Regions from separate parts of the Mus musculus genome. Here regions 1, 2, 3, 4, 5 and 7 are each linked to region 6. A link is a loop called in an ENCODE intact Hi-C map of the cell type or tissue named here. Cell type or tissue: heart. All regions are shown on one strand. Links, peaks and the distances in the headings refer to the core of each region. The heading gives the core; the rest is flanking DNA.

Region 1 (4,637 bases), core at 336-4,335, 98 kb after region 6:
ACAGGTTGGTTTAAATCTCAATATCTGACACTGGTGTGGACTCAAGATCTGCAGTGCCTATTTTAGCACCTTCCATACAAGGTAGACTCTTTCCTATAACAGCATAACTATACTAAATCCAGAAGTTAAGTTTATTTAGTAGGGCCCACTAATGTTTACACTTCAATATCAAGTCTGTGATAACTTCTTGATAGCAGATAGGTAGGATTTTCTTCCTCCTAAACATTACTGTATGATAGGGACACTAAACTAGGTCATTCTAACTATATAAGCTGTCAATAGCTTACTGGGAAAGGTCTTAAGATATGGAGGATTCTTATTTCCTTTATTACCCCAAATATCCTCCTTTGGAGTTAATGGGGGTCAGCTGCCTGTATGTTTTTGCTTTTGAGATAGCATCTCTCTATGTAGCCTTGACTGTCCTAGGATTTGCTACATAAACCAGGGTGGCCTTGAACTTGCAGAACTTGAACCTGTCTCTGCATATATATATATATATATATATATTTGTCTTTTTGTTTTTTGAGACAGGGTTTCTCTGGGTAGCCCTGGCTGTCCTGGAACTCACACTCAATCTGTAGACCAGGCTGGCCTCGATCCACCTGCTTCTGCATGCATCACCCCCTTCTCTTCGGTATGTATGTTTTTAAATATATAATTTGCATTACTTACTTTTGATACTAACAATAGGCAGAGTATCCTTTCCCCAGTTTTATGTTCTACTTTTCTCAACTAAACTCAGGATTAAAAGGGGCTACAGGTAACTTGTATTTTACCTAGGGCAGGCCACCCATGTATTTATTAACATGCAATTAAGTTAAAAGCAGAAAACAACTTTTTAGGATTTACAGGTAGGGCTTGTAGTATAGCTAAAGGAAGGGGCTGAGATTCAGTGATTAAGAGCGCTGGTCTTCCAAGGGGCCTGAGTTTGATTCCCAGCACCCACAGGGTGGTTCAAAACCATCTGTAACTCCAGTTCCAGAAGATCCTATACCCTCATTTGACCTCCATGGGCAGCAAAATTATACACAAGTATAACACAAGTACACCAAACACTCGAACACACAAAGAATAAAAATGAATTTTTAAAAGATGAAAGGAAGCTGTATTAATTCCTCGATTGTTGAGGATGATGTGCTAGGCACGAGGTGGGCGTGGGTGAAACAGTTCTTTTAATAGACTTTGCAATCTAGGTATATGGGTGCAGCTACGCTGGAGGCAAAAACTCGTGTTTCCATAAAATTACCTAACCTAGAATGTTTCTTTTAGGTGCCACACCCACACTAAGCAACAAAGGTGATTGGGAAATAGTGAGGCAGGTTATGAGTCGCTGTAAGGCAAGTTAGGAAGGAGAGCCGATTTATTGATGCCTTCCTTGGCAGGTGGCTGGGACTGTGCCACTGCCATACTCACCCCTAGGGCAGAAGTAACTGTCCTTTTCACAGGACTGGAAGCCGGGAATGAAGGCTACCCACGCGCCAGGGCACTCGGAAGTTGCTCGCAAAGCTTATTTTGGTTGTGGTTTTCATTAACAAACATCTTACATTTTTCCCCCGAGGCTTCATTTTCTTTGTCGCTCCCTGTCCCTAAGATCTGCAGCTGGTCGGCCCTTTCAGATGCAGGCACCAGAGTAGTCTGGGTTGAACTCGGGACCGCTGTTCGACATTAATGAGCGATTTAAAATGAATGACAGGTTTTAGTAGCAGTGGGAGAGGCGGAAAGTAAGCAGCCACCGAGGAGGCTAGGGGAGAACAGGGCGGTGGGGCCCGGCGCTCCTCACCTTCTGTCCAAAGGCCGCGCAGTCTCAGCTCAGGGACCACTCAGGGCCCGCGCTTGATTGACAAGCCCGCTCGCCCAATCCCGGAGCGGCGCATTCCGCTGAAGCGTCAGGGGCGGGCGCAGGAGGCGATGGAGCCTATTAGATTGGGCGTGGAGCGGGTTTCCTGCCCGCAACGGTCCGCCCACCGGTTGCGCGCGCCCCGCCCCTCTCCGAGAGCTACGCGGCGGCGCAGCACAGGCCTCGTGCGGTAACGGCATCCGGGCAGCCGCGGTGGCGTCCCGGTGCGGTCCTCAGGTGACTGGAGCCGAGGGCTCGGCGGAGGGAAGGTGAGACGGCCTCGCTCGCGTGCGGACACACGCACAGTCCTTTCGGTCTCCCGGTCGGTCCGCTCTGCCTGCTAGTCTCTAGTCGCTTCCTCTTTCCCCGGCGAAGTTGGCCCGGGGGCGCCGTCTGCTGGCGGCGGAGCGGAGCGGAGGGGGCGGGGAGGCCGCTCGGCGGAGCTCGGGTGTCCGCGGTGCAGCCCGGTGACCCCGCGGCCTCTGGCCTGAGCTGCGAGCGCCGGTCGGGGAGGCGGGCAGGCAAGTGTGCGGCGCGCTGCCTCGGCGGTTCTCCGCAGAAAGCCCTGTCGGCGGTCTGTGTCGGTGTCCGAGGCCGGGACGGTAGGCTGGCAGGAAGGGCGCTCTCACCTCCAGCCGCCAGCCTGAGGAAGCCGAGAGGGGGGACATCCTCGGGGCGCGCCCTCCCCTCCCCCTCCCGTTCCGGAGCAGGAGAGATGTGGGTGTCCGGGGGCTGTTGAGGTGGGGTTGGTCCAGGAAAAGCAGTCCTCTGGGTTGGTTTCGTACTGTTGTCGTACGGGTTTCCGTGCTAGGTCGGTTCAGTGTTAACAGCTGGGTTGGAAGGAAGCTGGTTTTTTGTTCAGGGTTGAGGACCGTAACATGACCGGTTAACGTCGAGCCGAGCTGAAGTCACCCGAAGAAAAATACTGCCCTTAGTTAGGAAAGAATTCACAGGAGTTAGGAAAGAACGAGATGAAGAAAACTTCCTGACCCCATCTTGGGTGGGGAGCAGTGAGAATCCAGGGTTCGGCCAAAAAAACGGGTCAAGTTTTGCAAGAAGCGTTCCATTTTCAAAAGCTTTGGTAGCTTGATGATGATCAATCAGCCTTAACGGTTTCTTAAGCACCTGGAAATCAATTGTGTGCTTTCAGCCTTTAGCGACGTCACAACATGAACAGAGAAATAGTCCAAGGAGAAAGTTTTGATTGATCATTTTCAGTCTTGTTTTTAAATAGATATTCTCTTCACATCGTGATAGTTAAGTCAAAGCGTATGCGTTGGTTGATTAGTACTTTTTTTTCATCGTGGCCACATGTGGTGCTTTCTCTGGGAAAACTTCTGTAGGAATTGGCTAGAGTAACTAAAGCGTACATTGTGTTGATGTCTCCGCTGTATGTATGAGCATTATGTTTGAAAAGATTTGCCTCCCCAGCAAGCATTTTAAATTGTTTAGGTTTCCAAGCCCAACAGATCCGTGTATTAATAAGTCGACACGTTAATGTATTGCCTTATTAAACATTGAGTGATAGTTTATGCTGCTGATTTTCTAATTTGAGAACTTCGTTCTAGAGTTCAAGGCTTGTTGTGATTATTATTGTAAATAAATTCCTTCTCAGGAGAACTTGAAAAAAAATGAATTAACTCTGGCAATGTGGAAGAATGGATGCTTTCAATGCCAGAAAATCAAATGATTATTTCACTGTTAAGTAAAATTGGAGGAAACGTGAACTGAGCATTTAACAAATCCAACAGTTTGACGACAATTTGACAGGCCTGCCTGATTCTCACTTTAACCTATCAAGGAAATAGAACTTCAAAGTCTTCCCTTCACAACTGATGCCCCACGCCTCCAAGCTGTCTTTCATTAGCGATACATTAGTAGCATGCTTTCAGGAACCCAGACATAAACCTTAACATTGTACTGTTTTTTTGTAGTTGTTTTCTTTAAAAAAAAAATCTTACCTTTGTATTCTTATATATTGTTTTTCAGTTTCTGAACTACTCAGTAACTCTAACTGGATTTTCTGCCTGGAGGATCTCAAATGTGTTCTGCCTGTGCTGATCTTAAAATAATACTTTGAACATATTTTTCACTGTTTAGACACTAGTAATATCTTTCCTCTAGATTCCAGTCTTTTAAGGGTTTATTTTTATTTTATGTGTTTTGTAGTGTTTTGTACGACATGTGCTGTGGACTCTGGGGACAGAACAGAGATCCTCTGCAAGAGCTCTTAACCACTGAGCCATCTGTCCTAATACAGAAACATTCTCTGCAAACTACTAACTTTGCAAAGGAAAAGTTCGCTAAGCTTTCCTTCTTCCTTAATTTCCTTCCTCCCTTCCCCGCCCTCTCTTCTCTTTCCCTCTCCTGTCTCTTTTGCCTTCCCTCAGTTTTGGGGTGAGACCAATGGCTTCTCATAAACCTTTGAGGTGTATCATCAGTCTAAAGTTCTATTTTTTAAAAAAGTGATTGGTTATTATATTTTCTACACCCAGAGTCAGGACAGCTTGTGAGGGGTCAGTTCTCTGTCCCCCACAGAGGTCCCATGAAGTGAACTCAGGTTTTTAGGCTTGGCTGTAGGTACCTTTAACTACAGAGGCATCTTGACACCCATCCAGAGTTACATTGTTTTACATATTGTTAAACATTTTTAAAAAGTGTGTGCTTGTATGTATGTTGAGGGCATGATATGTGCACAAGAGGCAGGTGCCTGAAAAGGGAGGCCAGGAGAAAGTGTCAGATACTTACAGGGGGTCACAAGCCTCCTGTTGTAGGGAATCAGCCTTGGATCTTTTGCAAG
Region 2 (4,000 bases), core at 1-4,000, 270 kb before region 6:
CAGCACTAAGTACAGACACGTTCTTCCATACTCAGTCTTTTAGGTGGTTACAGGGGATCTGAACTTGTGTTTTTGATGGCACAAGAAACATACTACTTTAGTGGCTGAACTATCTCCCCAGTCCGTAAATATTCCTAAAATAGTCTTTGGTCATTGACAAGCTCATAAAAAAATTCCCTTTTACACTGTAACAATTACTTAGGATAGCTCTTTTCACTCTTCACTTATTCTTACTTAGTTCAGGAAATAATATTTCAGTAAGTTAGAGGGTTAAACAGCATCCCATCAGTTGATAGACTAATGAAGCAGAGGAACTCTTAAATTACCCTTCATGGGAGACACTCTACCAGAAAGCAAGAACTAGAGGTCCAGGATTAGGGTTGCAGACACAGTACACTCTGCCTCCCGACCCCTGCAACCCCAAAGTATATGATCTTAATAAAATGCCAAAACCATGAACCACGAGGTTTTACTTTTCTATATTGAAAATGTTTATTTCTGGTTATCAGATAATTTGAAGATATTGGAATTGTATAAAAACTTTAAGCTCAGAATTTGTTATGAACAGTTATATCCAGGTTACTTTCCTTTTCCTTCCCTGTTTAATTTTTTTATTTTGGGAAAGGGTTTCACTGCTATATAGCCTAGGTTGGCCTTGAACTTAGCTTTTCTGAAGGCTAAGTGCTGGAATTGAAGCAAAGTATCAATGGATATAAGACTTGGATCTTTCTTGCCTCTCTTTTCTAGACTAATCATATAATTATTTGTGACTGGACATGGAAAGAACATGAATATTAAACTCTGGTAGTCAAGGAATGACCAAAGGTAAACTTTCAACTAATAGGATAGATTATAAAGTCAGAATTTTCAAAAGCAAAAAGATTGAAATAAAGATTCTAAAAGTAAAATAAATTGTTTATAGTGAAACTTTGTTCCTTTAGGGATAGTTTTTTATCTCTTAATCCTTGCCCCATTTCTCTTGCGTCAGAGTAACTGAAGGTGGAGAGATGCTAGTTATTCTTGTTACTATAGGAATTCTGTGCAAGAATTCAAGTAAGCTATTTCTTCTTCATAGCTACAAAGAAGGAACAGGGGGAACAACAACAACAAGAAAATAAAGAGCCTGCCTTCTTAAAAAAAAAAAAAACAAAACATTTAACTTATTCCGAGGGATGTAATTTGTGGAAAGAAGTACAAGGTTGAAAAGACATGGCCACTCTAGCAGACTTTGCCCTACCCCTCTTTTCTTTGGTCTGTTTAAATATTAAGGTGGAAGATGAAGAGGAGATACTATAGTCATAAATGTAAAGAAAAAACACATTTTAAATCAAGTACCTCGTTAATAATTCAATTTATAGTAATATAAGTAATGTTGGCTTTGACTTAAAGAATTGGGATTAGGGCCAGAGTCCAGTAGTAAAGATTGGACTACAAAGTTATCTAGAGAAACAGGCAGGGTGAGGTAGGATAGCATATTTGTAAGACTATAGAAAACAGAACATGACGGTGTCATATCATAGTACGTTTGGAAGGCAGAAACAGCCAGATCTTTGTGTGTTTAAGGCCAGCCTGGCATGCATAATGAATTCTAGGGTGTCTGCAGCCACACAGAACCTACTTCAAAATAAATAAATAAAAATAGTTTAAAAAGGCATCCATAAGCCGGGCGGTGGTGGCGCACGCCTTTAATCCCAGCACTCCGGAGGCAGAGGCAGAGGCAGGCAGATTTCTGAGTTCAAGGTCAGCCTGGTCTACAGAGTGAGTTCCAGGACAGCCAGAGCTACACAGAGAAACCCTGTCTTGAAAAACCAAAAACCAAAACCAAAACCAAAAAAGTATCCATAAATAAATAAATAATTAAATAGATAGATAAAGGAAGGATGAAAGAGAAAGAAAGAAAAAAAAAACCCCACAGACCACTCAAGTGGAAAAAAAATGGAAATTCTTTATCCTCAGGATGAAAAAGGCAACTCTTTAAGTTCCAACTCTTATTTAGAAGCTTTCTAGCGCTTTTGTACAGGTTCAAAGAGCTAACATAAGAATGATGTTTCTTGTTCAGCAAAGACAGTGAAAGCTGATTGTAGAAACCATCACTAGGGGGCACTGGAGCAAAGAATACCGAACAAGACTTGTGAGCTTGTCAAACAGCTTCAACTCTCAGGCTGACACCCAAGCACACCTATATTTTACAAAAAGGTCTAAAACTGTTTTGCCACAATCTGTTCAAATACTTGACTACAAAAGGTCTATCATCAAATTAAATTATAACTTGATTTAAACTTCAAATATAATTATCATTTAGAATCTCCTGAATAACAGTGTTCTTGACAGGTCAGAAGAAAATCAAATTCAAGAAAAATTTCTCTGTAAAGAAGCAAACTTACATTATATTCTGTAAGCATATTATAATTGTTGACTCAACAATCCTCTTCTAGGTTCATAACAATACATGGAACAATGAACAACACAGAACAAGGTCTTATATGAGAATGGCCATTGTAGTATTAATTCCATAGCACCAAAAAAAAAAAAAAGTTCAAAACTATTCAATTTCAAAAGCATTCGAAATATTCAAGGAGGTAATAAATTCTATGTAACTACAAAATAGACTACTATGCAATTATTAAAAATATCCTTGGGGAGATGGAGAAATGGCTAGGTGTTAAAAGCATGCACTGCTCTTACAGAGGACCTGGGTTTGGTTCGCAGCACTCACATGGTGGGTCATTATCATATATAAATCCAGTTCCAGGTACCTGGTGCCCCTTCAGAAACATAGTGCACATACATACACGTAGGCAAAACATTCAAACACAGAAAATGAAAATAAGCCTTAAAATATTCTTGGGAGATTGTAGATGGTGGATAACAGTCTTCAGAAAATAAGCTAATGAAGGCAGCCATGAGAAAAGCAATGGGTACTTTAAACATCTGGTAGAAGAGCCACACCTAGAACAGCAGTAGTCAAAGTGGGACCAGGGAAAAACCCTCCTTTTCTTAGCACCCCACAGGTATTCAGCACTGACAACCAACTGAGCAGATGCAATAAAATTTAAACATTTTAACAAAATTAAACAAAACTTCTGCTGTCATAGAGTACATCAGACCAAGTACAAGGGGTTTGTACGCTAGAACCCGACAGAAAAAACAAACCACTGGGTTACACTGGAAAAGGAATGATGCAACAGATCTAAGTTCAAGAAGCTGAACACTCAATGGGAACTAGAGTGGCATCAGAATTGTCAGAGATTCCAGGCAAGAACTGCATTGGGGTGTAGAAGGAGCCTTGCAGGTCTGACCAGATCAGAGACTCCCCCTTTAGAAACAACTGCAAGGGTAATAGGAACAACCAAAGGCAAGGCATTGGAGAGAGCGGGGACCACCCATGGAAGAGGACAGCCGAGCAGTAGGAGGAAACTCGATAGTCTAAACAAGAGCCAACAACTAGGCAGTTTTTAATATCCCAAATCTCCACCCAGCTTTCTGCTCTATATTTATCCCATCTGTATTTAATAGGCACAGTCATTTTAGCAGGCCATCTTGGTCCTGGTCTCTTCTTGCCCTACATTTCATTTCCCCCTAAATCCTTCCTTACAGTTGTTACTTTTTTCTTCCCTTCTTTTTGCTTTCTCCTTGCCCAAAGAAAATAGTCTCATATGGTTTACAAGAACCACTAGCCTGAGACACTGGAAACAAGTCTGATTCACATAATCTGTCAGCTCATTTTTATTTCTTCATTTACTTTTAGGCAAAGCTCCTTCATCGCCCTGACTTCTTTTGCCCATACAAGTTCCACTTCCTATTCACGTTTTCTTCCCCTGCTTTCATCACCCCATACTAATCATTAATCATAGTTGTTTTCTTATTTTGTTCTCCTCCACTTATACCCTATAATAACTAATATGCCACTACATATAGTCTTTATCAATATTTCATTATTACTGAAATAACTAACATGTAAAGGATAACTGTTGGACTTAATTATTCTATCTCCAAAATG
Region 3 (4,637 bases), core at 295-4,294, 120 kb after region 6:
TCACCTATATAGTGAGTTTTAAGGCCAGCCTGGGCTACATGTGATTACAACTGACCAAACAATAAGAAAATAAAACCAAACCAAACTCAACAAAACAACTTGATTTAATCCTCTATTTCTGATGTGCTTCTAATTTTTGTTTTGTAAGTAGTAGAGTGTTTCATTAGTTAGAATATTTAGCAATATAAACTATATGATGTTGTGGCTTAAAATGTTGATTACAGTAATCTTGTAAATTTCCTTCTCTTTATGCCTGCTGTAGCATATCAAAGTTATTGTTGATTTTTCTCCTTTCATAGTTCACTGAGAGATTGTAACCCATCTAAACTTCCTGACTTAGTTACTTGGGTACTGTTACTTAGCTGATTCTTATCAGAAACAGGAAATTGTCAAGTGATGAGTTAAAGCACAGCAGACTGTATGTGTAACTAGCATGGTAGATTTCCCTGTAGATGTCCCCCCCCCCCTTCCTCCGCCACTAGTTGTTTTCAGACAGGAACATCTAACTTGCCAAAAAAGGGTCCCATTGCTCATGACCTATGCCAATGGCAAACATTCTCCTTCCTCAGCGTTTCCTGGTTAGATGGTTTGATAGCCTTTCTTTGAGACAGGGTCTCATTGAGTAGCCCTGGCTGTCCTGGGACTTTCTATATAGACCAGGTTGGTCTTGAATTCAGAGATCTGCCTGTGTCTCTTTTGAGTACTGGGGTTAAGGGCATTTGAGATCACAAGTGACTGTCTTGACAAACTTAATATTAGGTGTTCTTAATTAATTTATAGAAATAGGTGAAGTATAGATATTTTGGTCTGGTGTACTCATTGATTTAGATTTGTAGTTGACTAAGGGATCTATAAAGACAAGGCAATTTTATAATAGTAGGATGCTAGTTTCTCTTTTACTATGAATATTTAGTTGTCTCCAAATTTGATGGCTGTCACAAAAAGTATGAACAGTTGGAAGGTATATAAAATTTAGTGAGTATTGAATAACAATATAAGATTATGTATGTGGGAGACTGATTCTGTGTTTTAAGTCATCTTGGTAGCTGTTTGGTTCCATACTTAGTTGATTTACATACAGTAAAGCCCTTTTTGGTGTAACTAAGTATTAAAATACAAGCCAGTCAAAGAGACAGGCATAATTATATTGGAAAGAATAGGGGTCTAATTAAAAGAAAATCTCTCCTCAAAGTGCTTGTAGCAGTCCAGTGTTAAACGGGAAAAGAAACACAGGCAAGGACTGGGGGTTTTCATTGAGGCAATCCAGGCCCTCTATGCTTCAGACCATTCATTATCTGAGGTACAGACAGATAAAGCTATGTGGTTGCTTTTGCTTTAAAATGTTTATTTAACCTGTTGTTGAGTTCCAAGGTAAGTAAATTTGTGAGTGAGTGTGTTTGTGTGTGTGCTCCTCAGAAGCTGTCCTGAGGAGTTTATGACAGCACCTTTTACCAATCTGGAATGCACTAATTGCACTAGGCTGGCTGACCCTGGAGATCTGCCTTTGTCTCTGCCTTCCCAGAGCTGGGATTACAAGTACACCACCATTTCCATTTCTGCTTTTTCTTTTTACATGGGTTCTGTGGTTTGAACTCAGGTCCTCATGTCTGCAGGAGGCAAACTATGTTTAGAGCTCTCTCCCTCTCCACTACTATTCCATTTCTATGAGAATTGGCCCTATCATCTCCCCACCCCCTCATCCCAGATCCCTCTTAGAGCACTGTATTATCTAGTTAGCTGTTTATTGCTGTGTTTGTACATAGATTCAGTTAAGGACACTTGGAAGCATGTAATTAAAAAGGAGCATGCTGATGTCCTGGAAAGGAATTCCAGTAGCAGAACACAGGAAGGCACCAACATTGGGACACAGCTAATAGCGCCACCTGGTGGAAGTATAGGTGAATGTTTAAGAACTCCTTTCACGTGAATTTTCCTAGTTTTTGTTTTCTCTTGGGAGTGCTGAGAGTTCAGTTCAATTTTGACTTTACTTCCCTCTTGCCAGTCATCCTGTGCTTTGATCCCTCTTAGTGAGATAGGCATGTTCCTGTAGATAATCTTAACTCATGTTGTGTGGGGATGTGATATGGACAGTAGTATGTGTTTAAAAAAAAAAGCAAATTTTAGCTAAATTTGATAGATGAGGTTTAGAAAACTTAGGCTAAGTTTAAGCAAAAGGGTGTTGAACAGAGGGTGTAGCCAGGTGTGCATGCCTTTAATCCCAGCACTTGGGAGACAGAGACAGAAAGCACTCTGGAAATTCAAGGCAAACCTGGTCAGCGAAGCAAGAACTACATAATAGAGAAACCCTGCCTCAGAACAAAACAACAAATAATAGGCCATAGTTACAAGTTAATATTGAGAGTGCTGGAGAGATGGTTCAGAGGTTAAGAACACTGCCCTTCCAGTCTGAGTTCAATTCCTGGCAACCACATGGTGGCTCACAACCATCTGTAATGGGATCCGATGCCCTCTTGTGGTGTGTTTGAAGACAGCAACAGTGTACTCACATAAAATAAATAAATCCTTTTTTAAAAATAAGTTTAGTTCTGTCAGAACATTTAAGAGAATTTGTTTAGAGTCCTTTTTTATGTAAACCAATGAATTACCGTTGTGGGGGAAAGCATATCTTTTTTTTTTTTTTTGAAGGTAGTTCTTTCTTTCTTTTTTTTTTTTTTTATTACGTATTTTCTTCAATTACATTTCCAATGCTATCCCAAAAGTCCCCCACCCTCTCCCCACCCATTCCCATTTTTTGGCCCTGGCGTTCCCCTGTACTGGGGCATATAAAGTTTGCCTGACCAATGGGCCTCTCTTTCCAGTGATGGCCAACTAGGTCATCTTTTGATACATATGCAGCTAGAGTCAAGAGCTCTGGGGTACTGGTTAGTTCATAATGTTGTTCCACCGATAGGGTTGCAGATCTCTTTAGCTCCTTGGATACTTTCTCTAGCTCCTCCATTGGGGGCCGTGTGATCCATCCAATAGTTGACTGTGAGCATCCACTTCTGTGTTTGCTAGGCCCCGGCCTAGTCTCACAAGGGACAGCTATATCACCGTCCTTGCAACAAAGGCTTGCTAGTGTATGCAATGGTGTCATCGTTTGGAGGCTAATTATGGGATGGATCCCTGGATATGGCAGTCTCTAGATGGACCATCCTTTTGTCTCAGCTCCAAACTTTGTCTCTGTAACTCCTTCCATGGGTGATTGTTTCCAATTCTAAGAATGAGCAAAGTGTCCACACTTTGGTCTCTCGTTCTTCTTCAGTTTCATATGTTTTGCATATTGCACCTTATATCTCGCTATACTAAGTTTCTGGGTTAATATCCACTTATCAGTGAGTACATTTCATTTGAGTTCTTTTGTGATTGGGTTACCTCACTCAGGATGATGCCCTCCAGGTCCAACCATTTGGCTAGGAATTTCGTAAATTCATTCTTTTTAATAGCTGAGTAGTACTCCATTGTGTAAATGTACCACATTTTTTGTATCCATTCCTCTTTTGAGGGACATCTGGGTTCTTTCCAGCTTCTGGCTATTATAAATAAGGCTGCTATGAACATAGTGGAGCATGTGACCTTCTTACCGGTTGGGACATCTTCTGGATATATGCCCAGGAGAGGTATTGCAGGATCCTCCGGTAGTACTATGTCCAATTTTCTGAGGAACCGCCAGACTGATTTCCAGAGTGGTTGTACAAGCTTGCAATCCCACCAACAATGGAGTAGTGTTCCTCTTTCTCCACATCCTCGCCAGCATCTGCTGTCACCTGAATTTTTGATCTTAGCCATTCTGACTGGTGTGAGATGGAATCTCAGGGTTGTTTTGATTTGCATTTCTCTGATGATTAAGGATGTTGAACATTTTTTCAGGTGTTTCTCAGCCTTTCGGTATTCCTCAGGTGAGAATTCTTTGTTCAGTTCTGAGCCCCATTTTTTAATGGGGTTATTTGATTTTCTGGAGTCCACCCTCTTGAGTTCTTTATATATATTGGATATTAGTCCCCTATCTGATTTAAGATAGGTAAAGATCCTTTCCCAATCTGTTGGTGGTCTTTTTGTCGTATTGACGGTGTCTTTTGCCTTGCAGAAGCTTTGCAGTTTCATGAGGTCCCATTTCTCAAGCCATTGCTGTTCTATTCAGGAATTTTTTCCCTGTGCCTATATCTTCGAGACTTTTCTCCACTTTCTCCTCTATAAGTTTCAGTGTCTCTGGTTTTATGTGAAGTTCCTTGATCCACTTAGATTTGACCTTAGTACAAGGAGATAAGTATGGATCGATTCGCATTCTTCTACATGATAACAACCAGTTGTGCCAGCACCAATTGTTGAAAATGCTGTCTTTCTTCCAATGGATGGTTTTAGCTCCCTTGTCAAAGATCAAGTGACCATAGGTGTGTGGGTTCATTTCTGGGTCTTCAATTCTATTCCATTGGTCTACTTGTCTGCCACTATACCAGTACCATGCAGTTTTTATAACAATTGCTCTGTAGTAAAGCTTTAGGTCAGGCATGGTGATTCCACCAGAGGTACTTTTATCCTTGAGAAGAGTTTTTGCTATCCTAGGTTTTTTGTTATTCCAGATGAATTTGCAGATTGCTCTTTCTAATTCGTTGAAGAATTGAGTTGGAATTTTGATG
Region 4 (4,513 bases), core at 1-4,000, 430 kb before region 6:
TAGAAAACAAGCAGGGAAAGGGGAACAATAAAGAAGCGTCTCACCGCAAACACAGCACGAGAGGGACTGTCGGAAGTAAGGCAAGAGCCTGTTAATCTCTGTAAACGCCTTGGGGTCTCCGGGGTCGTAGTTGAGCACTAGGCGGCTCGCGGAAATGTAGAGAGCAGTAGCATTCACCGGGTTCATTGCAGACACTTCGACACCAATGGCTCCCGGTTGAAAAGAAATTCCGGATCCAAGTTTGTAAGCAGCCAGGGAACAATGGCGAATTTAAAACAATTCGGAAGAAATCTGAGCAGAACCCCTGGCCAAAGCAGCAACCAAAATCCGTGCAAGTTTGTGAAGCTGAAGCAATCCTCCCACACATGGGGGCCTCGGCGCCCCTCCTCTGTCCCTGAGACTTGCAGACCAAAGAGAGACAAGCGAAATCAGCGATCGAGTTCGTCCGACACGGCCGCGGCTGGGTGCTCCGGACGGGCTCCGGGTTCGCTCTAGCCCCGCGGCTCGGCGGGCGGCCTGCGCTCGAGCAGCATGTCCGGCCGCGGAGGCACCTCCGGGTGGAGCTGGCGCGCACGGGAGCGGGCCCGGTGGGGTCCAAGCGGTCCACACGTTTCTCTTCCGACGGCGGGGCCCTTACTCCATCGCAGCGACGTCGCGGAGGCAGCGGGACGGTGGGGACTACGGCGCAGGCGTCGGATTCCCGGGTCTAGTGCCAGCAGCCGCGGCGGCGGAGGTTGCTGTTGCTGCTGTGGCTGCTACTGCTGCTGCTGCTACTGCGGCGGGAGCGCGCCGCTGCCGTTCTCGCCATGCCGGACGCGGGGCCCACGCTGCGCCTGGCGCGGCAGGCGGGCGGGAGGGAGGCCCCCGCCCGAAAGGGAGGCCCGGGAGGAAGTGCGCGCGGGGCCCGGCGGCGGGAGGGGGCGGGGAGCAGGCCCGGCAGGCAGGCAGGCAGGCAGGCAGGCAGGCGGCGACGGCGGCGCCCCTCCGCTTCTCAGCCGCACACTTGGGGTCACCAGCGCAAGCGCCGCCCCCTCACAGCCCGGCCATCTTTTCGGCACGGCACGGACGACTCCTCCAAGCGCGACTGCCACGGTGCTGCGCCGCCGCCGCCGCCGCCGCCGCCGCCGCCTGCCTGCCCAGCCGCGGTTTAAGCGAGCTCACCCCGCCAGGCCGCCGCCGCCGCCACCCAGCGCGCACGACCAGGCCCGCTGCAGGCCCCTCCCTCGCGCCTGGCCGCCCTCACGCTTCTTCTCGCGCCGCTCTAGCTCCGTTGGGCCGGGGCTACTCCGGCCGCAGTAGATGGTGCGGCGCCTCAGGCCCGGCCGGTAACGACGACCGTTACCCCAACGGGCAAAGACACTGTCATCCCCGAGCCTCCCCCGCCGCCGTCGTCGCTAGCCCTTGTACGCATGCGCACAGCGCGCTCTCACCCCCCCTCCCCACCCCCACCCCCCGCCCTTCCTCTCCCTCCGCTTCCCTTTTCCCCTGCTTCTCCTCTAAAAGCCCCCTCCACACCCTCCCCGCGCTGCCGGCTTCACTGCGCATGCACAAACCCCCCCAACACACCCACCCCGACCCTACCGCCTTTCGCCCTTACGCGTGCGCTTTGACCGCCCACCCAGAAAACCGGATAAACACATTAGCCCGCTCACGCCAGCCCCGCCCTGCCCCGCCGCCAGCACACCCCGAGCTCACTGCGCATGTCTGGCTCGCCACTTACGGTTCCGTGCACGGAGCATGCTCGGTTTCGAGCCGGACGCGCTCTCCGCCCCTCCCCCACGTGCTCTCCAATCCGGTCTCCCAGGCGTGTGGGTTGTGGTGAATTGGGGTAGCGGGCACGGTCTCCCCTCGCGTGGGCTGCCCGCGTCGCGCCGTGGGGCGGAGGTGGGGGGAGGGTGTTCGGGGACCGGAGTTGACCCCAGTGGGAGGATGGCAGCCCAGCCCCGGCCTCGCCGGCCTCCTCCCGGAACCTAGCGCGTGGCGGGCCGTGGACTAGGCGCTGGCCCACAAGTTTGAAAGCCACTCCTCTAGGTCCCCAGCGAGCCTGCCCTTGTGCGTGGACACAGCCCGCGATGTATGCTCTGGTTCTGTAGAGTCCGAAAGTGTCTGAGTCCTTCGTTGTTCTGCATTAAAACACACACACGCACACACAAAGCTTTTGCCTTTTTTGCAGAAGGCTGAGGACACTTGGATATAAATAAAGCCTAACAGCGTGATTCTCCCCTCTCAAAATACAAACCCGTTTTTGGGTAGCACAAATAGAAACTGCTCTTCCGACATGATATTTTTTGCACATACTAACGCTGTACACGTTCACAAAGTGAAGCTTATGAGGTGTGCAAACCTTTTACATATGTGTGCTTATGGTATACCAAAATGCTAATTTTAGGGACTGGCCCATAAGTTATCAAGGAAACACAAACAATCTTACGACTTGAAGACAGATTCTGTTTTTTTGTTTTTCTTTTAGTAAAGCCTAACATACAGTACCAGTAAGAATCCAACTTCTTAATTTTATATATCAGCAGAGTAAGCTGTGGAGGATGTATTTAGTAGTCACACGTGGGAAACGATATGTATTCTAAAATTAGCTCATTTTAAAGGCTCCATCTGCCATTTTCTCTTTATGATAGCTATTTTCTAAGGTCACTTCCAAACAAAACCGTTATACAGATCTATTTTTATTCCAGGTTCCTCTTAGGTCTTCTTCCACTGCACGCAGGTTGCTCTCCTCCAAAGGAGAAACTTGAAGGATAAAAGCCCAGGACTGCTTACATCCAGGCAGGCAGCATAGATGAGTCGTCACCCTGGGAAACAGACTACTTGCAGGCATTTTTTTCCCCCTGTAACTAGATTTTTAAAATCTTTGGGAGTTGCACACCCCAATTTAAGATTAATTCTATTGATGGTCTGTGTGAGTCAGAGTTAAATCCATTCTTTTTTCAGCTTCTGAATTGGTTGCAACTGGTAATAGATTATGGCACTAACGAGCACATCAACTTGAACTGTACCCCTTTCTTTTATTAGCCTGCTTGAGCCTCGCTTGAACAGGAATCAAATGGATTGTTTATAGAAAATGAATTGCTTAACCTAAATATTTAGGGGGAAAATCACATAAAGGTCAAGCCCATTAAGAGTGCCCACCTAGCCGGGCGTGGTGGCACACACCTTTAATCCCAGCACTTGGGAGGCCGAAGCAGGCAGATTTCTGAGTTTGAGGCCAGCCTGGTCTACAGAGTGAGTTCCAGGACAGGCTATACAGAGAAACCCTGTCTCGGAAAAAAAAAAAAAAAGAGTGCCCACCTAAGATCTTTTTATATATTAGCCATTTTAGGGGGAAATCCGGTTAATGTCTTGCAAGTGATTACTTGACAGCCAATGTATACAGCCTGGGTGTAAAACTGCCAGTTATCTGAATAAATGCTCTATTTTACAATAAGTAGTTTGTGATTTACAACATTATTTCAGAGAAGGTTGTATATTCTACACTATAATTAGCATCATATATCTATCTATGTGGTATATTTCTCACATTTAATGAATCACTATGATAGCAATAACTAAAACCCATATTTTTGCCTGAGTTACTTTCACACAGCTGTGACCACAGTTCCAAAAAGAAACAAGATTTATTTCACTCATGGTTTCAGAGGGTTTCAGTTCATCTTAGTGGGGGAGACGGGGTCCCCACATGCAGGCTGTTCATACCACATAAGCCAGGAAACAGGGCTTCAGGAACAAGGGACGGAGTCTAACATCCAAAAATTTACATTGAATGCCCTGCTTCTACCAGCTAGGTCTCAGTTCCTTAATGACCCCCAAAATGGGCAGACCATCTGGGAAACAAGTATTCAAAACATGAGCCCAGAAAGGTGTTTCTGATTCATATTCACATCGACATTCACATTTAAATTTCTTCTAAGACCCTCTTTCTGTTCCAGGAGACCACATTAATTTAGACACACTGTCTCCTTGGCTTCCTCTTGGCATCCAAGTAGATTTTCATCTTCTCCGACAATCTTCAGTGCAGGCTGTTTAGTATTCACTGTTTATCTGAAATTGAGATTCAACAGCATTCTGCATTTTATCTGGCAACCTAAGGTATGTTGACTTTTTTTGATGACTGGGTCTAATTTGGTAACCCGGGCTGACCTCAAATCCTGGGTCCTCCTCAGGCTCTGAATATTGGTATTACAGGCATGCAGAGACTCCAGGGTCAGCATTCTAATAGTCCTGCTAATGGGGTTATAAATTGATACAATATTTCTTAAGGTCAACTGGCAATATTCATAGCTTATAAAGATGGAAAAGCCCCTCTTTCGAGTCTTGGCTCCAAGATGACCAAAAAAAAAAAAAAAAAGAAAAAGAAAGAAGAAACAATGGTTGTGCCAAAAAGGGCCGTGGCATGTGCAGCCAATTTGCTGCACGAACTGCGTGCCCAAGGATAAGGCCATTAAGAAGTTTGTCATTCGGAACATTGTAGAAGACACTGCTGTCAGAGACCTATCTGAAG
Region 5 (4,000 bases), core at 1-4,000, 130 kb before region 6:
GAATGGCCATGAATTCATGAAAATCAGCCTATCTTTACTTTCCAAGAGCTGAAACTAAAGATCTGTGTCAAGACACCCATAAACAGCAAATTTTATGTTTAAGAATGTCTCAGACTGCAACATATAAGAGATGGTCACATTTTATGTATGGTCAAAACAATTTATGTAGGAAATCCAATTTTTGAACCTTAGGCCACACTGGACACTATAATCCAAAGCATACTGATTTATGTGCAAATTAAATCCAGTAATTAAGAAAATAGCTCAGCTGATAGAACGCATGCCCATCAAGCATGTAGACCTGATTTCCCCCCTGAAACACAAATGCAAACAGTTGGGGATGGTAATACACGCTTGTAATCCCAGATCTTGGGCACTAGAAAGGCAAATCACTGAGGCTAACAACTGGATTCCATGATAAGGCATCAGTAAAATCAAACACAAGATAAAAGCCAACATAATTTAAAGATTAAAAGCTTAAAATGACCAGTGGGTCAGAGAATCTCTTTTTAGCTATGCACTAGTTGTCTAATGATTCCTTTTGTAATAAATAATTTCATTTATCTTTGAATTCCTTTTATTTTATACTTGTATCTGTATAGTATTAATAACAGCTTTCTAATTTATTGTTCTTCTCTTACACCAGTAGCTGTCAAATTTCATTACATATTAGCATTATCAGGAATATGACTGGGGTATTTTACACACACATTATAAACTTTTCATGTCAATCAAAATGTCTAGAGCAGTGATTCTCAACCTTCTCAATGTTGAAACAATTTAATGCAGTTTCTAAAGTTGTGTTGACCCCCAACCATAAGACTATTTATTTGCTCCTTTAAAAACTGCAATTTTTCTAGTTATATATCATGATGTAAATATTTCATATGCAAACTCCAAATGGGTCACAGCCTGCATGTTGAAAACTACTGGTCTAAAATATCTGAGTGATACCTCAGCATTAATAATTTTTAATAATTAGGTGATACTAATGACTGCAAAGTATGGCAGCTCCATTCATAAATTCACAGATTGGATTAAAATATATGTTACTATACTAAAAATTGAAACAAACCTTTGATTTCAATCAACTGTGTTATAAAAGTATGACATTGTCAAGGCAGTCTAGAAGCTGAGGAATAAATCTATCAGCTAGCATATTAATATGGTTTTATCTTCTTTAGCCACATTTAAATTCTTGAATAAAGTAGATATAATTCTTAATGTAACAAAATTTAATCTAGTGAAATGTTTTCAAAATTGTGAAGTTTTTTAGCTTTTAAATTAAATTAGCACAAAGTCCTTATATTGCATCACAAACCCAAAAGAAATTGAGACGGTCCTTGAAATCCAAGTCACTAAACTATAGGTAGTTTGCCTCCAAACTGGCTTATTAAGTGGAAGCTTCATGGAGTTCTTGGGTCATCACTGTGAGTACACTCAAAGGGAATATAGAAGTGCCCTCTCCTGTCTTGCTCTGTGGCCACAAGTTGTTTGGCCAAAGAGTTGTTGTCTTGATAAACTGATTCAACACAAAACTAAAGTGATCAGGTCATTAGATAATTGTATAGGAACTACACAACTATCATATAAAATATAACTTTCCTCTTCATGATTTAATCAGAAATTAGTCTTAGAAATGTGAACAATGCCGTGTTTCACATAAAAAAAAAATACAGATATTCATACCAAATGGAAAAAAATAAAGTATAAACAATGTCATCTACGTTGAAACCAGTTTTTAAGAAACTGAAGATATAGAAATGCCTGAATAACAACTCAACTAATTCCTATGTAATATGACTAATCAACCTAAAAGATGGTGCCAGATGTTTCTGTAATTGAGAACATGGACTTTTGGTGTGAAGAGCAAGAAAAATGTGAATACCTGATGAACATCAATTAAGTTCTAAATATCTGACATATTTGTATTACTGTATTCAAATGGAAAATGATAATAAAAATACAATTAATCATAAAAAACCTAGAAAAGGCAATCCTGTTAATGCTTTAAAAAATTTCTTCTGAAAACAAAATTCTTCTGTAAATCAAAACAATATTAAAAGAAATAGTGGTGGATTTAATAGCATTGCATGAATTAAATTTATCATAAATACAATATAAAAATTAACTGTGTTCCTGAATCTTATAATATTGCATTTGGGACTAGGATTTTTGATTACTTTCTGAAGAATAACAATAGAAACTTGTATTCTAAATGGAAATTGGAGCTTTCAAGCAGTTATGTTCCCAGTAGAACTGTACTGGCTGGTTTTGTGTGTCAACTTGACACAAGCTGGAGTTATCACAGAGAAAGGAGCCTCTCTTGAGGAAATGTCTCCATGAAACCCAGCTGTAAGATGTTTTCTCAATTAGTGATCAAGGGTGGGTGGGCCCATTGTGGGTGATGCTATTCCTGGGCTGGTATTCCCCGGTTCTAAAAGAAAGCAAGTCAGGGGAAGCAAGCCAGTGAGTAACATCCCTGCATGGCCTCTTTCTCAGCTTCTGCTTCCTGACCTGCTTGAGTTCCAGTCCTGACTTCCTTTGGTGATGAACAGCAGTGTGGAAGTGGAAGATGAATAAACCCTTTCCTCCCCAACTTGCTTCTTCGTCATAAGGTTTTGTGCAAGAATAGACACACTAAGACAAGAACCATACACACAAGTGTGTGGGAGTCTACAAAGTACAGAGAGGCTGTACCACCTAGCTTTGGTAAATTCTTGATTAAATACAGTTAAGCAAAATTTTCTTCATTAGAAATACTAACAAACTTAGAAAACGTGTTTTAATAATCTGTAAGATAGGTCTATAAACAACACTGCTCAAATTATCCAACCTCCAAATCATTTTTCCCCTAAGGCATTTAATGAAAGTAGTATTTCAACGTTGGAAACAAATAAAGAATTGGAGATTGCCAGGATTAATGCATTATGCCAACTTTAACTCATGCCATTATGAACTAAATATCTGAAACAATGAACATATTTAATTATGATTTAAAAGATATGGAATCAATTAGTACAGGTATTGGGATGTTATATATACCTCATCAAATTCTTCAGTCATTTTTCTGATTATTTCTGCGTTCTGCATATTTCGAAACATCTCTATTCTGACCGTACCTGTGGAAAAACAGATTTTACAGTTAGTCTTTACCATATACTAAGCATTAAACCTAACCATATCACTGTTTAAAAGTTATGTAAAACTAGTTAGGTTTCCTGTTCATCTCAAATTTCTCCATTGATACTTTTTAAAAAGAATTATTTTATGTATATGGGTGTTTTGTATATATGTATGTTTCTGGCATCATATGTGTACATGGTGCCTGCAGATACCAAAACAAGTATTGGATACCTTTGGACAAGAATTATAGATTATTATACACTACCACGTGGACACTGGAAGCCAAACACAGAAATTCTGGAAGAGCAGCCAATGTTATTAACCACTAAGCCATTTTCTACCCCCTCAAATTCATTTTTATACCATCTACTTTAAAGGAATGTTTTATTTAGAAAGATAACACCTTTCATTGAAATGTTTTTCTAAAAGCCAAGTTTTTAAGTTCTTTAGTGATGAAAGAAAAAGTTAACTTTTTACTTTGCTAGTTCTTTTGTACTTCTTGATGGCTTAATTTTATCCAAACATGGTTATATAATTTATTAATGTACTGACATGCAATTTTTTGTTAATTTTGAAAAATGTGTACTTTGAAAAAAATCAACATAATTTAGGCTGGGTTACACTGACCAAGGATAGAACATTTACTTAGCACAGCATACATATGGCCATGGTACATTCCCCAGTATGACATCCAACTCCCTTCCTCTCAAGAAAAAAGAAAAGTAATTTAGGCAAAGGGAATAGTGATAAAATTCTTCTTTAGTATGCATGAAGAACCCTCAGTTTGAGCTCTAGCACTGCATCAACTAGGTACAGTAGTACATGCCTATAATCCTAGCATTTAGGAAGCAAGCTAAGAGATGACAAGTTCAAG
Region 6 (4,637 bases), core at 350-4,349:
TAACTTCTGAAAGAGATCTTAAAATCTACAGGAATTAGAGACAGAAGTCAGAGACACTGATTCCTATAGTAGCCATTTTGTAAACTGCTGCCTATTAAGACCATATGTCAAAAATAAATAAATATAATAATAATTACAGATTTTGGCCAAAAGCTAACAAAGACACATAAGTCTCCCATAGCACTGAGATTATTAAGATATATCTATCCATCTATAATCAAGCAAGGAAAACAGATTATAACTAGAAATTTTTAAGTTTTAGCTAAAAAAGGTTTTCAATGTGTAAAAGAACCATTGGCTTACCTCAACTTTAGAAATGAGGAAGGTAAGATTTAAATAGTTAAAAAGTAAAACCAAGACCTCAAACCTAGGAGATGTCTCAAAGTTCAGTTCAAGGTTCTCACTCGTCCCTGCAACACAGCTTGAGTTTTTAAAAGAACCTTTCAAAGCCAAGAGTGGCAGTAATCCCAGCATTTGAAAGTATGAAACAGAAGAATCGCTATAAATTCAAGGCCATCTTGAACTACATACCAAGATCCTTTCTGAAGAAAAAAACAAAACAAAACACAAAAGAGCCATTCAGTAATTGGCTGGCCTGGCACCCACCTATAATCTCAGATCTCCATAAGCTGAAGAAAAGAACTGCCACCTTAGACTGTGTACATAGTGATTTCAAGGCCAGCCTGGGCTACACAACGAGATCATGTTGGTTGTGGAGGGGACAAGCACACAGTGATTGTATTAATCTCTTCAGAAACGACAATACTAGACCTCTATTTGTTTTGTTTTAAAGGCAGTATCTCATAAAACGTCCATGCTAATTTCAACGTATGATTCCCCTTGCCTCTGCCTTCTCAGTAAACAGAATTACAAGCATAGAACAATATGCAGAACTCCAAAGCACAGTTATAAAATGCAAAGAAAAAAAAAAAAAAAACACCTGTGGGGTTTCTCTTAGAAGTTTATTCGGGTAAAAAAAAAAAGTGTTACATTCCCCATAATTAAAAACAATGAAATATCATTCCTTGTTCTTTCAGTATTTCTAATTGTTAGCCTCGATTTATATACATTATAAGACCATCACCCATCATACAAGAACTCCCACTGTTCTGTACATTTCCATAAGAGCTTCACCATCAGAATTTGCTATCTATATATGAAAAAAAAAAAAAACCCACTGGGAAACCTAAAGGTAAAGTTACAAATTCCATTAAGTTACACATCGTACAACTTTATGCGGATTTTGGTACTTTCACAAACACTACTTTTGCTAGATGTAAAATATAGCTGTCTCTAAGCACAACCAGAAGAGAATAAACATGCCCCTCATGTTAACACCAACTTCAACAGCAAATAACTCGCTACCACAAACTGCACTATTTGGGGTCTATAGGGCTCCAAAACCACCCCAGAGCTTAACACTCCCAGGACACGACTGTCTGCAATGTGGAAAGAATCAGTAACAATCCTAACGTAGACAGAAGCGGGTGACGTGACAATCCGAAAACCAGAAAATGTTGTGGTCCCTACTACACACAAACAGCACTCGGTTCGGACCCCTCCAAGTCCAGCTCCCAGCACTCGGGTTTCCCAGCTCTTCATCCCGCCCCCCACCTTCAGGGAAGAGGAAAAACAACTTTTATTGGCCTCATCTCCCGGGGGATTGGGAAACTAGCGGGGCAGTGCTCCGGCCTGGACACGTTTCACCCGGAGCTCGGACGGCGGATAGCGGGAAAGCCAGGACTGCGACGTCCCGTCGGCCCAGGTCCTCAGCCCTACCCCACCCCAGCAAAGCAGGGGCCTGGGACAGCAGTCTGGGCTGAGCGACCCCCAGGACCCTCGACAGAAGCGAGCTCCTTGTCATGTGACGCCGCCGCCGCCAAAGCACCGCAGAAACGCAGGGCGGCGGAAGGCGTTCGCGCCAGCCCGCCTAGGCTGGCCCGGGCGCGGGCGAGTCCCGAGAGCCCGGGCGGGGGGGCGGAGGGCGGGCTTGGCGGCGGGCCCGAGCGCGCCACAAAGGCTTCCGCGCTACCGCCGCGGAGCCCGGGCGGGCGGGGGCACCGTTTTCGCGGCCCGCGGGGAGGGGTGGAGGGAAGCGGAGCGCCCGCCGCGCCCACAGCGGGTCCCGGACGCTCGGCCGCCCGCCTGCAGCCGCCGCGCCGCGCCGCGCACAGGCCCGCGCGGCCTCCCTCCCCCGCGCGGGGCCCGCGCCGGCCCGCCCGCCCGCCCGCCGCTCGCCGCTCGCGCTCCCAAGCTCTCGCCCGGCCTCCATCTTGGATCGGCGCTTCCAGCCCCCGCGCCGCTGCCGCCGCCGCCGCCGCATTTCCCCCTTTCCCGCCCCCCGCCGCCGCCGCCGCCGCCCGCGCTCACCTCAGCTGCCCATCCGGGCGCTGTCGGCCGTCGACCTAGTTTCCCCCCAAAAGTCTCCGGTGTGTTATTCCCGAGGTGGGGGGGTGGTTACGGGGTGGTCGCCGGGGGTTCGGGAGCGGGGGCCGCGCCTTCAACGGAGCTGCAATCCTAACCCGCCATCTGGTGGCATTTTCCACACGCCAATGGCGCCGCTGCAGACTCGGGTCCCGACCGCCCTCTGCTGGCCGCGCTGCTCACTGCTCCGCTGACAGGACGGGCCTGCCCGGAAAGGGGAGGGAGCTGAGGCGCGAGCAGGGGCCCTCGGACGGGGCCGCGCGCCATCGCTCGCCTCCGGGGGGCGCGCACGCGCAGCAGCGGCGCGGGAAACGTGGCCTTTTGCGTGGCTGCACCGCCCCCCTCTGCGAGGCTCCTGCTCCGCTCGGCCAATGGCGAGCCGCGGAGACGTCTGGACGAGGGCGCTGTGGACAGCTCCTGGGCCGCCCCAGGCGAGCGGAAGGACGGACTCCGCGGCGCCTGCGCGACCCGCTCGCTGGGTTGCCGCCCGCCATTTTTAGAGCTTCTCCAAGAGCCTGGAAGAAGTCCGCCCCCGGCTCTTCCGCCGAGGCCCCTCCCCGGCGGGGGCCGCGCTCCGCTCCCGCCCTGAGGCTGCCAGCCGCCCACACCCGCCCGTTATCGGGGTGAGCCGTGCCAACGCGCCCCCGAGCCCTGCTCCCTCCCCGGTTAGCGGGAGTCTCCAAGCTAGAATTGAACGCGCGGTTTATTATTATTGATGAGGCGCTTTTTCAGAACGAGGTTGAAAAGGTTTCGAGCACTGGGACGAACCCCCTGCCTGCCGCGGAGCTAAAAGGAAACAGTGACCGCTCCAGGCCGATTGGCGTCGTCCTGCCTCTGTAAAGCAGGTTCTCGCCGAGGTGCAAGCTTTGCATAAGGCGGCAGCATTGGCTAGTTAGTGAGAAAGGAGAAGCTACACGGTGAAGATAGACTCTGCGAGCAATCAGATTCTCCCACAGCCTAGGACTGCTTTCTGTGGTTCTCAAATGGACGTGCGAATAATGGAGCCTAGCCGAAAGGGAAATAGCCAGGCGTAGATCTTGACCCCTTCCTTCCCTGCTGCTCTCTACCTAAGCTGTCCTTGACCAAGGCTCTCCTAACCTTCCGCCTGCTTATTAACTCCGCACTACAAAAGTGAATTCTTGGTCTTGTAGGTCATCAGCCTCATTGCTGACTCAATTTTTTTTTATTGGCAGAGGCAGCTGCATTTTCAATATCTCCTTAGAAACGTTAAACTTGTTTATAGTCTTGAGGGCTGGCTAGCTAGCTAGTACCTCAATTGTCTCTGGAATGTATCCCAAAGGTTGCAAAGTGCGTTCCACATCACTGGAGGAACTTTGGTATGAATTCGTGACAGTCCTTTCAGCAAAGTATCTCGTTTACTAGCCTCTGATTGACTTCCTATTGTGTTCTCTGCAGAGCCTGTTTTTAGCTTGCCTTGTTAAAAGACGGTGCGGGCTCCAAGCCATAGTCATATGTAATTTAATCTATCGAATGTGTGGGACTCTGATAAAGAGCTGATATTCTATCAACATGTTTGTAGTCGTGATCTCAAAAAAATCTCACCTAGTTTAACCATCCCCCATTCCCTTCTCTCCCCAGTCCAGCCCTGCCTGAATGCCATTGCCTTTTTTTTTTCTAGAATAGCTTCAGTATTTTATCTTCTAGGTGCTTTCTGTTTTGTTTTGTTTTTTGTTTTGTTTTTTTTTTTTAGTTTCCATTTATCTTTAAAAACAATCAAGGCTGTTAACTCCCTCAACTTGCTGTACTATCACAATGTTCCTTACCCAGGCACATGTCTGAAGAGAATCACTGTGGGTGCTCTAGCCACAGCCTTGGGAGGCTAAGGCAGAAGGATTTGGAGAGAGACAATGAGACTTATCCAAGGAGAATGAGGGGACCAGGGGCAGTCATGTCCTTCACCAGGCCCCACCCACCCTTGAAAACATTTTAAGCTGCCTTTGAATCTGTACCTACATTGTTCCCTAGTCTTCTGATTGAGTTGCTAGCTCTGGGTTTTGTTTTGTTTTGATTTTTGTGTTTTAGATCCTACAGTCCAACCCTGAGTTCTCTGCTCCTTTTCTGCGTTGTTGCTCTTTAAAAGTCCCCAAATTACTTGTCGGTTCCCAGTTGTTCCTGAAGGAAGATACCGTACTTCCAGCTACTTTTCAGGTAGCTCCATCCAGCTCAACACTTAAAAATAATTCCTCTCTTAC
Region 7 (4,637 bases), core at 301-4,300, 74 kb after region 6:
TGCCTCAGACCCCAAGCCAGGGAACCGAAGCCCTGCCAACCTCTCTTCTGCCCAGCTACAGGCTATAGGCATCTTTATTCAACCAATAGTTTCAAATTAAGGAACAAGGTTTGCACAACAAAAGCTGGTATGGTATGTGTGTGCATATGTATGTATGTATGTGTGTGTATTTGTATGTAAATGTGTGTATGTGTGTGTTTGTATTTGTATGCATATGTGTGTATATGTGTACATATGTGTGTATGTGTTTCCCGTGTGTCTCATATACTCACACCATCCATAAGCTAGAAGACAGTTGACTTCATCCATTAAGGTGTGTGTTTGTGTATGTGCTTGTGAGTATGTGTGTATATGTGTGTTTGTGTGTGTGCGTGTGAGTATGTGTATATGTGTGTGTATGTTTGTGTTTGTATATGTATGTGATATGTAAAAGAACCCTCTGGGAGCCATCCAGGATTGAAGGAGGAGGACAGCTAGTGGTCAGGTGTGCAAACACAAAACTCTACCAGAGGATTTGGGTTCTGACTTTGAGATGAAGACGTGGATAACAGTAACTCTGTTTCCCATGTGTCTCTCACTTGCCCACACTATCCAAAAGCTAGAAGACACTTGGCTTCATCCATCAAGGTGAGTCCTGAGTCAGAGCAGGACAGAAAGGGATCTAAACAGACTATGAAAAATCTGGCAGAAGACACTTGTCTTTCCATAGTTAGCACCATAATTCAGGCCTGATTGTTTCTTACCTAATCTACAGTCATGGTCTTCCAGCCTGTCTCCTGGACTCTCATTGCCTTGGTGACTTGGTTTGTTTTTAAGAGTGTGTTCATTTAGCTTTGGGGATTGGGGTATACAAACATTTGCATTGTCAAGACTTCTCCCATCTTGCAAAACCTGGGTAAAACGGTCAGGACTCAGGGATATCCCAAGATTATTCTGTCCCAAGGTTTATCGATACTGTCACCACTTCAAATATCAAGAAATAATTTTTAGTTCTTACAACCAGATAGAAATGAATGGAGAATGCTTCCTCATCTCTTCCCAGAGGACCTAGTCACCCTGGCTGGCAGTCGATTGCTTCTAAGAGCCCCCCCCACCCCCCCCAACCCCGCCTGCCCCCACTCTCCGCCCCAGGGCGTTGGCAGCTTCCATTGCCTGGGACGCTCACGCCTCTCGGGGAGGGCCAGTCCCCAGGTCTAAGCAAACATCCTGGTGGTCTCCTGCCGTCTTCCACTCCCGCAGCGCCTGCGGTGGGGGGTTGGGGCAGCGGAGAGCGCAGGCGCAGTGCCCGCGTCTGGCGCCCCTCTCCTTGCTGGCCGCCCCTGGCAGTCCAGGCTGCAGTGGTCCCCGCCGAGCGCGCGGCGGCCTCAGCTGGCTAGGGAGGCCAGACCAGGAGCGCGGGAGTCCGCTAGTGCCCCCGGCGCACCGGCCTAGCCGCGACTTCCAGGTAACTGAGCCGGTGGCGGGTGGGCAGCAGCGGGCGGTGCGGGACTCAGCCGTCTGGCCCCGTCGGGAAGAGGGAGCGCACCGAGCCCCACGTCGGTGGCAAGTGACCCGTAGGGCGCCTCGTTTGGGGTAAGGTAGGCTCCCGTCAAGCGCCCCGCCTACTTGATAGACCTCGGTGGAGCGCGCGTCTCTGCAGGACGCCAGAAAAGCCATCCAGTGCCCACTTCTCCCCGTTGCTGTCCTGGAGAACAGGAACAGCGGGGTGATAGTCAGCACCATCCTCGGGCCTGACACAGTTGCTTGTGTGGGCCCAACCCCAGTCGCATGATGAAGGTCAGGGCTTGTCCCTTCTTTGGCCCCGGAGCCCACACAAGCTCGGCGAGTGCTTGTGGCGTCATAGGAGTGATTGCGAATGCAACTTTCGAAAAATTACTGGGTGGTTTTAGGAGTCTGACAAAGATTTTGGATTTGCCATCACTTTCCTGTCTTGTGTCTTTTGAGTCTTGAACTCCAGATTAGATGGGTTGAGATTTTCCTGTTTCTTGACTCGATAGGGAGGAAGGACCAGAGTGTGGAGGTGGAGGCTCTGGCAAGTCAGTTTCATCTCATCTATCCACGTAGAACAAAATGCGGATTTTCTTGACGGAATTGGTTCTAGGTTTAGAATTTTACGCAGTGTGTGACCGTTTAGCTCATGGGGGAAGACGGGTCGCGGGAACTGGCAGGAAGAACACTCACTCTTCCTGGGGCAGCTGGGGGCGCTGCGCAGATCCACGTCACTACCCAGGCTGTCACCAGGCTCTGGTAGGAGCAGGAGCAACTTCCCGTCCCGAGGATTGAGGAGCTCCTAGACAGTCTCACACCAGGCCGGGAGGGTGAGGGGGCAGGCGCGGAGTGGGCCAAGTCTGCGGGCTCTTTTCGGGAAATGGCTTTGAGCAGAGTTGACTGTGTCCGTGGTGCTGAAGCTCCTCGTGCCCAGGTCTACGACTTCCTGGGCCTATGCCAGCCATATTTTCCTATTTTGCACCTTTGCCAAAAAATAACTCATGGCCAAAGCAAGCGGCCAGGCCGGAGCCGGCTAGACACTGAAACTCTTCACAGATGGGTTGAGCGTGGTCTCCTGAGGGAAACACTGCAGGGAAATGTGGTTCAACTTGGAAGAAGAGATAAAACCCAGCTTGCTTGATTTCCTAAAAGTACACACTGTGAGCAAGCACACCGGCCCTAATGTATGTGCATGCATGTGAAGGATATATGTATGAGTATATACCTACAAACATAATGCTCATCTCTTTTCAAAGCTATCATGTACCACAAGCCACACATTTCCCAGAACCTTTTGTGACTTATCTTTTTTTATTTATTTTTTGACTCCTCTTGAGTTTCTGGACTCTACAGCACAATTAATTTTCATAATCATCTGTTCCAACGTTCCAGAGAATGCTGTATTAGAGGGACTGGGAGTGTAGCTCTGTGGTAGAGCATCCACTCAGCGTTCAAGAGACCTTATGTGGGCTTCTCACTGACACAATCAATCAATCAATCAATCAATCAAACAATCAATCGACTGAAAGACAAAAGAAAGCATGCTTATTTAAAGAAATTTAGGTAATCAAGAAATACAAAAATTCTTTTGTGTGAGCACACATGTACTTTTAGATGGACCATTCTTCTGTCTGTTCTGTTTTTGGTAATCTTGTAATTATTGAACACTTATCTTCAACATTTTGTTAGAATAGACTAGTGGTTCTCAACCTGTGGGTTGCAACTCCTTTGGGGTAGTCACACATCAGATATCCTGCATATCAGATATTTACATTAAGATTCATGACCAGTAGCAAAGTTACAGTTATGAAATAGCAATGAAATAACTTTATGGCTTAGGGTCACCTCAGCATTAGGAAGGCTGAGAACCCTGTTAAAGACAGTTCTGCGGACAGCTTTTATGTTTGTTCACAGTTTTGGGACAGAGTCTCACTGATTCCCACACTGGCCTCAAATGCAAAGTTGTCCTGCCATAGCCTTCAAAGTGTTGGGATTGCATGGGATTATGGATATGTGCTACCAAGCCCAGCAAATGCTCTATGTTTTTTCTTTTAGACAGATTCTTTTAGACTTCCCCAGTTGGCCTAAAAATTGGTATGTAGACAAAGATGACCTTGAATTCCTGATCCTCTTACCCTCATCACCCAGAAGGTGAGATTGCAAGCATGCACTACCATGGCGGGCCTAATGCCTGGCCTAAGTATCTTAAGAACACAGCTAGAGATGTTGGCAGATAAGAGTGCTTGCCCTTCTTGCAGAGGACCTATATTTGATTCTCAGTCGCTAGATTGCAGCTTACAAGTCCCTGTAGGTTCGATTGCAGGGGATCTATGCTCTCTTCTGTCCTCAGAGGGCACCTGGTATGGACCAGGTGCACATACATCTATACGGGCAAACATCTTTACATATAAAATAAAAATAAATAAAGAACTCTAAGGGAAAAAAGATATGGTAAACATCTATTTTCTCAAAGATTTAAATGCATTAGATTAGACGGATGATAATGCATTAGGACTGACTAGAGGCACAATGTACAGCAATTTCTGCGTTTATTCATGTGACTGAAACGTCAATGCAGATAGACTAGTAACTCCCTAATTCTCCTTGCTCCCCAGCCCCTGGTAACATCTGTTCCCATCTTGTCTATGACTTTGCCCATCTCATGTACTCCACATAAGTGGGACCACACAGTGTTTGTGGTTGGTTTCTTTACTCAGCATAGTATCTCGTTTGTATTTTTCATAGGACAGAATTGCTTTCTTCTTAAAGGCTGAATGTTGTTTCTTTGTATTTATAGATGCTCCATTTTAAAAAGCTATTCATGTAATGATGGACACTTAAATTGCTCCGTGTGAATATAACCTCTTTGCACAAACACACACTTGTTTAATTACAATCTTTTTTGTTTTGTTTTGTTTTCTGATAGTGTTTCTCTAAGTAACTTTGGCCATGCTGGAACTCACACTGTGGACTAGGGTGGCCTTGAGCTCAGATATTCTCCTGCCTCTGCCTCCTTAGTGCTGGGATTAAAAATGTGTCACCACACCCATCTTAAGTATATACTATTTTCATTTATTTATTTATTTATTTATTTATTTATTTATTTATTTATTTATTTATTTATTTATTGAGACAGGGTTTCTCTGTAT

The links. Peaks named below come from ENCODE experiments on the same cell type or tissue, not always from the same donor. Only the 100,000 strongest peaks of a DNase experiment are listed, where the experiment ranks them.
Region 1: it touches region 6 in a loop (8-fold over the local background); 24 of 42 quality-filtered maps call a loop at or near these places.
Region 2: a loop joins it to region 6, with 8 times the contacts of the local background. A loop is called at or near these places in 23 of 42 quality-filtered maps.
Region 3: it touches region 6 in a loop (11-fold over the local background); 13 of 42 quality-filtered maps call a loop at or near these places.
Region 4: it touches region 6 in a loop (9-fold over the local background); 15 of 42 quality-filtered maps call a loop at or near these places.
Region 5: it touches region 6 in a loop (2.5-fold over the local background); 9 of 42 quality-filtered maps call a loop at or near these places.
Region 7: it touches region 6 in a loop (3-fold over the local background); 8 of 42 quality-filtered maps call a loop at or near these places.

What each region holds. Positions count from the first base shown.
Region 1 is chr9:100,543,464-100,548,100 of GRCm38, reverse strand. Nck1 (non-catalytic region of tyrosine kinase adaptor protein 1) reads left to right here and starts at 1,967. Exons shown (of 4, transcript NM_010878.3): 1 at 1,967-2,106. Gm46139 reads right to left here. Exons shown (of 2, transcript XM_017313741.1): 2 at 1-2,644. The coding sequence ends at 1,997. In heart, for the core only: CTCF peaks have their summits at 2,024 and 2,234 (motif pointing left); DNase peaks (open chromatin) are centred at 1,890 and 2,500; H3K4me3 peaks cover 2,917 bases; H3K27ac peaks cover 2,361 bases.
Region 2 is chr9:100,915,410-100,919,409 of GRCm38, reverse strand. All of the region lies in intron 22 of Stag1 (stromal antigen 1), which reads right to left. Among named protein-coding and RNA genes, the nearest start is that of Pccb, 120 kb to the left of the region's middle. In heart, for the core only: a CTCF peak has its summit at 2,088 (motif pointing right); no DNase peak of the experiment used is centred there.
Region 3 is chr9:100,518,011-100,522,647 of GRCm38, reverse strand. All of the region lies in intron 1 of Nck1 (non-catalytic region of tyrosine kinase adaptor protein 1), which reads left to right. Among named protein-coding and RNA genes, the nearest start is that of Gm46139, 20 kb to the left of the region's middle. In heart, for the core only: CTCF peaks have their summits at 1,883 (motif pointing left) and 2,486 (motif pointing left); no DNase peak of the experiment used is centred there.
Region 4 is chr9:101,070,952-101,075,464 of GRCm38, reverse strand. Msl2 (MSL complex subunit 2) reads right to left here and starts at 703. Exons shown (of 2, transcript NM_001100451.2): 1 at 45-703. The coding sequence starts at 186. It also overlaps the pseudogene Gm46140. In heart, for the core only: no CTCF peak of the experiment used is centred there; DNase peaks (open chromatin) are centred at 64, 874 and 1,734; H3K4me3 peaks cover 2,743 bases; H3K27ac peaks cover 2,896 bases.
Region 5 is chr9:100,775,878-100,779,877 of GRCm38, reverse strand. It overlaps Stag1 (stromal antigen 1), which reads right to left. Exons shown (of 34, transcript NM_009282.4): 6 at 3,046-3,122. Among named protein-coding and RNA genes, the nearest start is that of Stag1, 130 kb to the right of the region's middle. In heart, for the core only: no CTCF peak of the experiment used is centred there; a DNase peak (open chromatin) is centred at 2,437.
Region 6 is chr9:100,641,530-100,646,166 of GRCm38, reverse strand. It overlaps Stag1 (stromal antigen 1), which reads right to left and starts at 2,719. Exons shown (of 34, transcript NM_009282.4): 1 at 2,371-2,719. In heart, for the core only: CTCF peaks have their summits at 2,596 (motif pointing left) and 3,278; DNase peaks (open chromatin) are centred at 1,836 and 2,746; H3K4me3 peaks cover 3,780 bases; H3K27ac peaks cover 3,267 bases.
Region 7 is chr9:100,567,755-100,572,391 of GRCm38, reverse strand. Slc35g2 (solute carrier family 35, member G2) reads left to right here and starts at 1,307. Exons shown (of 2, transcript NM_001101483.1): 1 at 1,307-1,444. In heart, for the core only: a CTCF peak has its summit at 2,182 (motif pointing right); DNase peaks (open chromatin) are centred at 1,291, 1,481 and 2,221; H3K4me3 peaks cover 1,832 bases; H3K27ac peaks cover 1,520 bases.